2 separate regions of the Homo sapiens genome follow, and region 2 is linked to region 1. Evidence: read pairs that join two places in POLR2A ChIA-PET (ENCODE). Cell type or tissue: MCF 10A. All regions are shown on one strand. Links, peaks and the distances in the headings refer to the core of each region. The heading gives the core; the rest is flanking DNA.

Region 1 (5,823 bases), core at 320-5,319:
AATGTAAAACAATCCACCAGGGGCTGGGCGCGGTGGCTCACGCCTGTAATCCCAGCACTTTGGGAGGCCCAGGCGGGCAGATCACGAGGTCAAGAGTTTGAGACCAGCCTGGTCAACACAGTGAAACCCCGTCTCTACTGAAAATACAAAAAAAAATTAGCCAGGCGTGGTGGTGGGCGCCTATAATCCCAGCTACTCGGAGGCTGAGACAGGAGAATCATTTGAACCCAGGAGACGGAGGTTGCAGTGAGCCGAGATCGCACCATTGCACTCCAGCCTAGATGACAGGGTGAGACTCCGCCTCAAAAGCAAAAAACAAAAAAACCCACCAGGGATTAGGATTAGAGTCTGAGTTCAGTATAACAGGGCTGGTACTGAGCTCATATACTCCTTAGATACTATTTTCTATTTTCTTAGAGTGACACAAATGCTGAATAAACCAATGCTCAAAAATCACACTCTGTAATCATATGCAAAAACATAAATATTTTTAAAGAAAAACATATTTTGCCATGCAGGATATTATATTGAAGGCAATGAGGCTGTAAATAGTTATCAGAAATTATTTAATTGAAATAAATCGGGGGCACATACCCACATACCAGGTCATATGTATGTGCCCTGGAAACAGAATCCAAAAGTTTTCCTTCTCCAAATGCGATCCTGTTAACCAGGTTCCTTTTCCATTTTGCAACATGCCCCAGTGACACTTCATCCCCATAGTCATTTCAATTCCAAGGCCAGGCAAAGAAGCAACGTTAAGGGCTTGCAGGCTCTGATTTGGTCCAGCTTTTATATTTGTCCCTGAAATTATGTGTGTTTAATTTCTAAGTACCTGACCTAATGGGTTTTATTTATGACTCATCCAGTCATGGTAAAGTCGCTGGAATTTTCTGCAATATGGTTAAGACAGACAAAGGTAAGGTTTTAGCAGAGAGAATTTTGATTTTATAATCTTAAAGGGTTATTGTTTTAATGTTTAAAGATTAACAGGGATCTAGGCCGTTTTCTGGAGCAAATTAAGATTTGAATGTATGTAGTTGGTTTCCTAGTTTATTAAATTACAACACATTCCCTCACCCCACTCTTTAGGATACTAAGCATTCACCTTTTACTCCAAGGGTGAATTTCTACCAATTAAACGCTAGAAAATGTTATTAGGTGATTTGGTGGAAAATAAAAGCAGAACTGTAAATGCTATTTTGCCATTGGGCACTTAATATTAATACTTGAGAGATAAGTCTCTTTATCTGACACTTTTATTGTCTAACACTCAAAAAAAGGTTTTACAATATCAGTTTTTAAAGTTTTTTTTTTTTTTTTCTGGGCAATTGTCTTGTGACTTTCAACAAGGAAAGAGATTTTGGTTTAAACTAATTTCCCTTTCAGGTTAACATCCATTTTCATTCCCTATGATTATAATATCTGTTGAACAGGTCATAGCTGACATGAAAGGAAGGAGAGGAGGTTTTGAGAGGCTCAAATGAGATAGTATAAATGAAAGGATTTTGAAAATTGTCAATGGCACGATGAACAGGGACAGAGGAGGAGCCATCCCTGCAGTACCAAGACTGCAGACTCTGCTGAGTCTGCGTCCACTCCCTCTTTGGGCAAAGACATAAGGGAGCAGAACTCCTCACTCCGCTCACTTTGAAACTTCCCTGAAAATGGTGTCATATAGTCACATGGTATGATCAGGGCAGAAATCCCTAACAGCTCTCCTTTTGATGAAGGCATTGTCATCAAAGGAGAATAAGGACATAACATTTACATTTTATATTTATAGATTATTGGTCTATAGTAAGTATGTAAGCGTCAGATGTTTCTGGTGAAAGCCACACCTTCTGAGGTTGCTGTCAGTTTCTTCCAAATTAGTTTTCAAATCAGTTTCTCACCAAATTAGTTCACTGTCACCTCACAGACAGTAGGGTGCTGAATGAATCACAAAGCAGCTATGTTTTGGGGATCAGAAAATCAAGGGCACTACCCAGCTAGGAAAGTCACAGATAAAGTGCCTCTGGGAGCAGATTGGGACCACCTGAAAGCTTGAGCCACAGTGGTGTTGTCACATTACAGAAAAAAGAAGGAACAAAGTAGATGTACTGAAAATGAGCCTCCCAGGTCCCAGTGTGGCACAGGGTGCTTTGCACCTACACATGATCCTTGGACCTGAATCAAGGTTTCAGAAGTAGAGGGTAGGGCTACTCAGGGGATTCACTCAACACTTCGGTGTCAGTCCCTGACGCTTATCAAAGTGCATGTAAGCAACGTGCCCACTGTGGGGAGCTGGAGCATTACTAATGAGCTGCCTTTGTGCCTTACCGGAGACAGCATGAATTAATAACAAGGATAAATATCTTTAAATCTATAGGCAAGGAAACTCCTGTTGTTAATTTTTAAAAGCACATCTCACAGATGGAACAGGAGGCCATTACCTTAAGTGAAATAACTCAGAAACAGAAAGTAAAATATCACGTTTTTACTGATAAGTAGGAGCTAAACGATGGGTAAATATGGCCATACAGAGTGCAATAATAGACATTGGAGACTCCAAAAGGTGCAAGGGTGGGAGGAGAGTGAGGGATAAGAAATGACCTGTTGGGTAAAATATACATTTTTCGGGTGATGGGTACACTAGAAGCCCAGAATTCACCACTACTCAATATGTCCATGTAACAAAACTGCACTTGCACCCTGTAAATGTATAAAAATGAAAAACTAATAATAAATAATAAATGTTTTAAAAGCACAGCATCAGGTTATGTCTAGGTTGCATTTATATGTAAATAATGCAGGCAATCTTCTGTCTGAAATGAGGTTTGACTGCCTCTATATCCCCACGCTATAGCTATTGCCTGAGATACCACTCTTAAATATCCCATGTTTAAGTTTAAGGCTTTGATGGCTGTTAAAAAAGTAATAGCCATATCACATAGGTTTCTGTAGAGCTTCAAGTTTTCATATGCATGTTCTCATTTGATTTACATCATACTTTTGCTAGGTCAGTGGGGCAGGTAATATTGTCCCATTTTGTACATGAAGACACTAAGACACTAAGTCCAGGGAGGTTAAGAGATTTGCTACTTACTAGTGAATCTTTTTTGTAATCTTAACTGTATGTGTGTGTGCATTCTAAAATTCAGACATTGTTGGGAAAATCAGAAATGGAAGCCATTAATGGTCATTAAGAGTTTGGTACAAATGAATATCAGGCTTTTAAAAAATTATGGGCGGGGCCGGGCGCAGTGGCTCACACCTAAAATCCCAGCGCTTTGGGAGGCCAAGGCGGGTGGATCTCTTGAGGTCAGGAGTTCGAAACCAGCCTGGCCAACACGGCAAAACCCCGTCTCTACTAAAAACACAAAAATTAGCTGGGCATGGCGGCGCATGCAGTGTAACCTCAGCTACTTGGAGGCTGAGGCAGGAGAATCACTTGAACCCGGGAGGCAGAGGTCACAGTGAGCCGAAATCGCGCCACTGCACTCCAGCCTGGGAGACAGAGGGAAACTCCATCTAAAAAAAAAAAAAAAAATCATGGGCAGATTTTTAAAGTCAATAGGGTACAATGGTGGGTACACTTATAGTTTAAAACACTTGGAAATAGCTTGCCACTCGGAAAAAAAGAGTGCAGAATGAGATGAAACCCAAACTGTTGCTCCTTTTTTCCTGAGGAAAGAAAGCATTTCCGTGGCTGTAGCTATAGAAAAAGAAGCTTATACCAGGTTCACAGAATGTGCAGAATGTCCCAGTAGTCTAAATTCATCTTTTGAAATGAACGTTTTGTCCCTCAGAGTTTATTGTTTCTTCCAAAAGTCAATTTATTATCACTAAAGAAAGGAACTTGGTTGAGTCAAATATAGAAAAGACGTCTTACAAAAGAAACTGGTATTTAAATTTTGATTCCATTCCAGAGTCAAGATTATTTTATAAAGATTTACGTAACTTTCTTTCTTTTTTTTTTTTTTTGAGATGGAGTTTCGCTCTGTCGCCCAGGCTGGAGTGCAGTGGCACAATCTCGGCTCACTGCAACCTCTGCCTCCCGAGTTCAAGCAATTCTCTTCTCAGACTCCTGAGTAGCTGGGATTACAGGTACCCACCACCACACCTAGCTAATTTTTGTATTTTTAGTAGAGATGAGGTTTCACTATCTTGGTCAGGCTGGTCTTAAACTCCTGACCTTGTGATCCACCTGCCTCAACCTCCCAAAGAGCTGGGATTACAGGTGTGAGCCACTGCACCCGGCCTAGATAACTTTTTAAAACCTTTCAGACGGTACTGACTTCCTATTATTCTTCATTCAATTATTTTTCACTGATTTTTCTGGGTGGTATGAATAGAAGTTCACAACAGAGACTTTTTTTCCTTCCTCCTTCACCTCATGAGTGATGTTGGAGGTATGGTATTTACCATATTTCATACACATGCATCATTTCTCCCTCTGATGAATACATTCCATTTATGTTCCAAAGATACCTGGTCACTGTAGAGCCCTCACCTGGGTGTTTTCTATGCCTCCTCCTTAGGATGCCTAGAACTCAGAACGTCTTTAACAGATATTGGTGAGTTGAAATTTGTAATGGTGGAGAAAGGAAAAATGCCTCTGTTAAAATATATTAAACCACTGGTATCCAGCAATACCTTAAAACATCACTGCATCACACATGTGAAGCCCTCCACAAGTCCTGAGTCTTCTCAATGTAGAAAGGTTACACAAAATTATCCAAATCCAAAGATTAGGCTGGGCACGGTGGCTCATGCCTGTAATCTCAGCACTTTGGGAGGCCGAGGAGGGTGGATCACCTGAGGTCAGGAGTTCAAGGCCAGCCTGTCCAACATGGTGAAACCCCGTCTTTACTAAAAGTACAAAAATTAGCTGGGTGGGGGGGGGTGAGCACCTGTAAACCCAGCTACTTGGGAGGCTGAGGCAGGAGAATCGCTTGAACCCAGGAGGTGGGGGGTGCAGTGAGCCGAGATTGCATCATTACACTCCAGCCTAGGTGACAAGAACAAAAAACTCCATCTTGAAGAAAAAAAAAAAACAAAACAAAGATTAAAATACCCACTACTTTCCCTAGAATTTTTTTGTTTAAGTGGCTAGACAATTCTGCTTCCACATGTATGAGCAAACACTCCATTTCAAAACATCCTTTTTGATTGTCTAACCTGCTCACTGCCGATCATTTCAATAACCTTCCAAAATGCCCGATTGTAAGTGAGTACAGTTAAAGTTGGTGTGCAGGAAATGTAGTCGTTGCTGGTATCTACTTTAACCCTTTCTCACCTTACTTTGTTCCTTAAGAGAATAATAATGAGTAAGATAATCAAAATTCAGTTTCCATAAATGAAGAGTCTAAATGCATGACTAGTCAAGGAAGAATTATGCTCCCATATAACAAACCATTAATTGAAATCAATTCTTCAAAGAACATAATTAACAAAGAAATGTCCTTTTAGAGATAAGGAGGAAATCCCCCACCATTGGACAAGAAGCTTCTTACCTTAGAAAGGAAAAATAAAGGTTCATCTCTGTACCCTAGCCTTGTGTAGACAAATACAGGCAGAGCATAATCATGAGATGTCATGGTGGAGATCCTCATGGATTCATGCACCCGAAATTTGGAGAAGCGCAAAATGTTTTCACTGTCTCCAAGGGATTTCCAGACACCGATAGAAGGATATAAAGCAGCACTGCTGTTCCAGAGCCAAGAGAGCTCATTGTTCCTCAAGACTTCGTCTTCTGGGCATGACCCAGAGTAGTTTGGGGCATAAACGTTATAATTGTGGCAATCAGGATATAAATAATAACCCCAAAGGCCTTTGGGT
Region 2 (5,823 bases), core at 459-5,458, 100 kb after region 1:
TGACTGACTGACTAATTAAATTCATTAAGAAGCAGGAAATTTGAGGGAGAGGTGAAAACAAAGAATGAGCATTGCCTAAGAAGAAGAAAGTTCAATCTGAAAAATTAAAAATTCCCATCTAGATTGAGATATTGTTTGAATTCTGAATCATGAGCTTGAGGAATTTAATTAAGCAAACAGTAAAGGTCTGACTCAATGAGTTGGTTCCTGTAAAGAAAATGCACACAAACGTATATGCGCATGCACACATGCACACACCCCAAGGTAAAATTGAATTGTTAACAGCTAATACCATGTAAAAAAATATACATTATGTAAAAACATTCTGTGAGATAAAATCTATCCCTAAAGTATGTAAGTACCCGGTAGTTATTCCTGTTTGAACTAGTACAAATTGAGCTAGTATAAATTAATATGAAATTTTAAAACCAATAATGTAATTTCAGGTAGCAATTAATTTATTCTTATCTTACTCTTCCATAGAAAAGAGGAAATAATTAAGGAAAATAACAAAGAATACTTATTATTCATAAATAGATAAGTATTAAATAAATGAAACAGTAAATATTTACTTTTTTAAAATGTAGAAATAGGTCAAATCTGATAAACCACAGTTTATATGTTTTTTCCCATATAAGAGCACAAACAGGAACTCATACAAGAAGAGCACCTGGACTATTTGTTGCATTAACAGCGAAAACTCCTTAATTAACTATAAAATATAAAGAAGCAAAAACGAAGTGCGAATAAGAATCAGGAAAAAGCAAAGACTTCCAGTAGCTTTCATGGGCAAGATTAGACTTAAACCATCAGAAAAATATTCTTATGGAATACAAGTTCCAATGACATAAGAAAAAAAGAAAAAGAAAACAAATCAAGACCACCACTGAATCTTAGGAGAGACAATGCGGTGTGCCATGAATAGCTGGCACTATCAGTTCTTTTTCATGGGTGTAGTCTGGTCTGACATCAGATTTCGTTTTTTAACTGTAACATCTGCTAACAGTGTCCTTGTCCCTCACTTGGTGGATGGCCCTCTGCAGCTTTTGATCTTTCAGCCCCACCCCACTTCCTTCTGACTTGAGGCAAAAGGCACAGAAGCAGCTTTCATCAGGAAGAGCTTGGCTTTAAGACAATTTTCTATAATTCCATTTCGAAGATGCTTCACTTTCCACAGGTTTCATTTACTGTTCCACAAGTCACAATTTCTACACCACATGCATCAGATAATTGGATTGCTGCTTTGTCCCTAATTCCTAGTTTCGGTCTCAGTTTTTTGCCTACTTACTCATTGCTACCACTAAGATGAAGCACCCTTTTGTCTATTTTAACTTTAGTCTCCACGTTTGAAATTTTGTAACAGAAACATTGTTTTCAATGGTTGGAAATCCTGTTATTTGTGCACAAGCCTCTCAGATGACAAGTCCCATGTGTCACTTGTCTAGATGCCAGAGTGTCACATGTCTCAGGTATATGGGTATTATGATTATGCTCTTGCCACCTATTGAGATGCCCACTATTGCCTGAACCACGACGGGATGTTGCGGTTGCCCAGGGAATCTATCCACCAATCACTCTGCTTCCAGCCTTAGTGACTTCTATCCAAATCCAAGTATATAAGTCAAGGTTCTCCAGAGAAACAAAACCAGTAGGAAATATATAAACATATTGGAGCTTTGAACTTCCTGGGTCTCCACCTTTTTATATATAAAAAAGGAGATTTATTATGAGGAATTGGCTCACATGATTATGGAGGCTGAGAAGTCCCATGATCTGCCATCTGCAAGCTGGAGACTCAGGAAAGCCGATGTCAGTCAGTCTGAGTTCAAAGGCCTGAGACCCAGGGGAGCTGATAGTGTAAATCCCAGTCTGAGGGCTGGAGAAGACAAGGTGATGTGTCCCAGCTCAAACAGACAGGCAGGAAGCAAAAGTGGTTAATTTCTCTTCCCTTTCCCTTTTGTTCTACTCAGACCCGCAACAGTTTATATGATGCCCTCCATCTTGGGCAATGTACTTTACTGAGTCCATTAGTTCAAATGCTAATCTCTACATGGATGGGTAAGTTAAAAAAAAAAAAAAAAACCTCAAACCAAACAAACAAAAAACAAGCAAAGAAAACAAACGCTAATCTCATCCAGAAACACCCTCACAGACACTCTCAGAAATAATGTTTAACCTAGGCACCCTGTGGCCAGTGAAGTTCACACACTAACCAATAAGTCAAGTAATTGGTATTATGTACAAACTACCCATAACAAAAATGCCAAAATATCATAACAACTAAAAGGTTTTAAATTGCAACAAGATATTAGTGAGATGAAACACTATGGAAAAAATATATAAGGTTGCCAATGTATGTGAATGATGAGCTGAAGAGAATAACAAGCTGGGTAACTGAAATCAGATACTAGATGCTACTGGCATCTAGTGGGTAGAAGCTAGAGAGGTTGCTAAACATCCAACGCACAGACAGCCCCACAACAAAGAATTATGCAGTCTGAAATATCATTAGTACTAAGATACAGCAACACGTACATGTAGTTTTTGAAATCTGTATCCCTCATTTTGCATGATACCATGTTGACTGAGATTTGGAATCAGTGAATAGTGAGGAAATAATTTCAATAAATATGAGATTCAGTTAACATCGTACCAAGCAAGATGAGGACTGCCTTTATTTATTTGTCAGTTGAAGCTCAACTATCCATGATATTATATCAGGAAAGGAAACATATTTTTAGAAATAGATCTTCTCTTCAGCCTGCTCTTCCCAGGGTAGATTATTTAAAGTTAGGATGCTTAGAACTAACTGGACTTTTTATCTTCTTCTAAAACCTATCTCTTCCTCACCCTCTTTTTCTGTTAATGAAACTACCATTATTTTTTCTCTTCTGTCTCCTGAAGCCCTCCAATAAATTACCAAGCTCTGGTTCTATTCCTACCGTATTTACATTCATTTCCTCCTTCTTATTCTCAGTACCCCATCTCTAATTCATATCTTCTTTTTGCCTTTCACGGACTATAATTGCTTCATAATAAGACACAGAATCTCTGCCATGTAATCCATTTTAAGCATATGTCATATATAAAACCTTTTTTTTTTGATAAATTACTTTTCTTAAAGCACAACTCGGATCATGTAAATTCTTTGCCCCAAAATCTCTACTACTTCCTATTGTCTGCTGAATAATCTGACCCCAACGTACTCTAGTTTCATTTCTCAACACTCCTCTCCATGACTAATGCTCCCCTGAGCAGAATTACTACACTTCATTGTGTGATTACGCCCTGCTCTTCCCCATCTCTGAGCCTTTGTTCACACTGTCCACTCAGCTAGAAACCTCCACCCTGACTCATCTTGTTACCTATCTTTCCAACTTTAATGTTACTTTTTCTCCCAGGTCTTCCCTGGAACTTCCACGGCAGGATTTTTTTTTTTTTTTTTTAGATGGAGTCTCGCTCTGCCGCCCAGGCTTGAGTGCAGTGGCGCGATCTCTGCTCACTGCAAGCTCCGCCTCCCGGGTTCACGCCATTCTCCTGCCTCAGCCTCCCAAGCAGCTGGGACTACAGGCGCCCGTCACCACACCCAGCTAACTTTTTGTATTTTTAGTAGAGACGGGATTTCACGGTGTTAGCCAGGATGGTCTCTATCCTCGTGATCCGCCTGTCTCGGCCTCCCAAAGGGGATTTTTTTTTTATAGCCCACTTATGGTTATGATTTCCAAATGTCAGTTCACAGACAAACCATCAGTGACAAACTTTTCTCCTGTCCATGATGAAATGAACAATGTAGGTGAACGTTTTATAAAGGAATATTTATTTAGTTTAAACTTTATTCTGATATCATGCCCAGCCTTTTATTATTAAAATATCCTCTCTTTTTAAATATTGTTTAAAAAAAAAAACTTTACTTGGCGAAAATAAAAGCTGATAACCACACGTTTGTTATTTCAGTTGCTGAGAGAAATTTCACTGGTCTGTGAAATCCACGAGTCCTCATATCACATTTTACCCAGGATTAGTAAGTGGTCAACTTTTTGTTTAACGGTGTTTTTTTTTTTTTTTCAAGTCTCTTTCACTTACAGATTTGAGGCAGCTATTATTACTCTATGAGGTTATTTACAAAAGGACTGTTTAAACTATAGAGCAGACCGATGTTTGCATTGTGTAGTCTCTTACACTTGACGGTGAATTGTAGTGGACACTGTGATGCATCACCAAGATCCTCCTTCAGGAGGACTTGTTTCCCCCATGCTGGAAGGGCTGTTGGCAGAAGCCATCAGCTGCCAGCCTTTTCGGTATTGCTCCAATTGCAGAGAGCCACCTCAGTCAAGGTCATGCCCCTTTCTTGGCAGCTCATACACAATGACTAATTCACACAATGTCAGGAATACTCTGAAGGGCCATTCTAACCCCAGAGGTTTTCCTTGGATCAGCAAAACTGTTGCTGGGTCTGCTCCAAATTTAACTTTTCCTTCTGCCTACTCCTGCTTCCTCCTTCCCCTCTCTCTAACAGGTACAGGTCCCATAAACACTCCTATACACAGCCTAACTGCTAAACTCCATCCCAAAGTTGGCTTCCTACGGAATCCAACCTTCTTTATTAACTCATTGAAATCCAAAACTATGCTTTTTAATCTTTACATCTTCCCAAGAGCCTTACGTTGTGTCTTGAACATGTACTTGACACAATTAGAAAGGTAAATTAAGATAGATCCTCTTGCTTGAACCCATAATTCTACTTAGGAAAAAAAAGAAGACTAAACATACATAGGTAATGAACTCACTTGTGTTTCTCTCCCTGTGATGATATCATTAAAATTCTACTTCAGTATTGGTAGATTCTTACGTTGAATTTATAAGCTGACATGAGAAATACAATTTAAAATGTCAAAATAATGTTACCTTTACTTAGAAATGCTCATGGGTCTCTGAAAACAGAAACAGACTGTGGCATACAAAAAGGAAATTATTAAAAGGCTCATACAAATCTTAGGACAGAAACAGGGGCAACATCATTTGCCTGGAATCATAGCAAAAAAAAGTAACCAATGGACAATCTCCTCAGCTAGCTGATCAGAATGAACCAGCTCCTTTTCTTGGCTCCAAAGTAATTCCTCTTGAAACTCAAAATTCAGGGAGAAATTGTTTGCCTGGCCTGAGTTGTGTCACATGTTCACCTGGTCAAAGATTGCAGGACACTGGACTGACAATACTACCAAGATTACATGCAACAGGAGATGTACCTCCTCAAATGGTAGCTGAAGTGCTGCCATAAGGTTGGTGCAGATGTACAGTGTACACTGACTGATGAATCGGCCTACCTTATACAAGTCTATCAGATGATCATAAGCAAAAAACATCCCGAGTCTCTGAGTCTGAGGATGAATCGAGGCAATATTGTAGTAGCCATTGCCCAATAAATGTAATCAAAATGCCCTATAGTTTCACTTTTCAGGAGTGCTAAACAAGTGGAAATATCCTAATAAGATAGGTCTTTACCAGATAAACAAACCAGAAAGTACAAAATATAGATACTTAAATTATATCAACCAAACCCATGTAAATAAAGTGAGAACAGGTTGCTTACATTATTGAGATCGAATTGTTTGGTTTTTATTTTAATAATGGCAATTTGATTGTAAATGTTATTTATTTTTACTGAGGTTATGTAGTACTGTAGTTATGTTTATAGCACCTATGATTCTGGATGGATGAAGTGGCTGCCTAATATGAGATTACTTATTTTCCTATTCTTTTAAAGTTAATCTTAATCTTACATTTTTTAAAAATTAAATTTATTCACATACCTTTGTGGTAGGG

The links. ChIA-PET counts read pairs that join two places held together with the same protein. Peaks named below come from ENCODE experiments on the same cell type or tissue, not always from the same donor. Only the 100,000 strongest peaks of a DNase experiment are listed, where the experiment ranks them.
Region 2: POLR2A ChIA-PET joins it to region 1 with 5 read pairs; 6 of 35 experiments call an interaction of 5 or more read pairs at or near these places.

Annotation. Positions count from the first base shown.
Region 1 is chr7:123,868,903-123,874,725 of GRCh38, reverse strand. It overlaps HYAL4 (hyaluronidase 4), which reads right to left. Exons shown (of 5, transcript NM_012269.3): 3 at 5,499-5,823. Among named protein-coding and RNA genes, the nearest start is that of HYAL4, 27 kb to the right of the region's middle. In MCF 10A, for the core only: a CTCF peak has its summit at 2,262; a DNase peak (open chromatin) is centred at 2,265.
Region 2 is chr7:123,768,064-123,773,886 of GRCh38, reverse strand. It overlaps a transcript of HYAL4 not described here. Among named protein-coding and RNA genes, the nearest start is that of WASL-DT, 22 kb to the right of the region's middle. In MCF 10A, for the core only: no CTCF peak of the experiment used is centred there; DNase peaks (open chromatin) are centred at 3,286 and 4,326.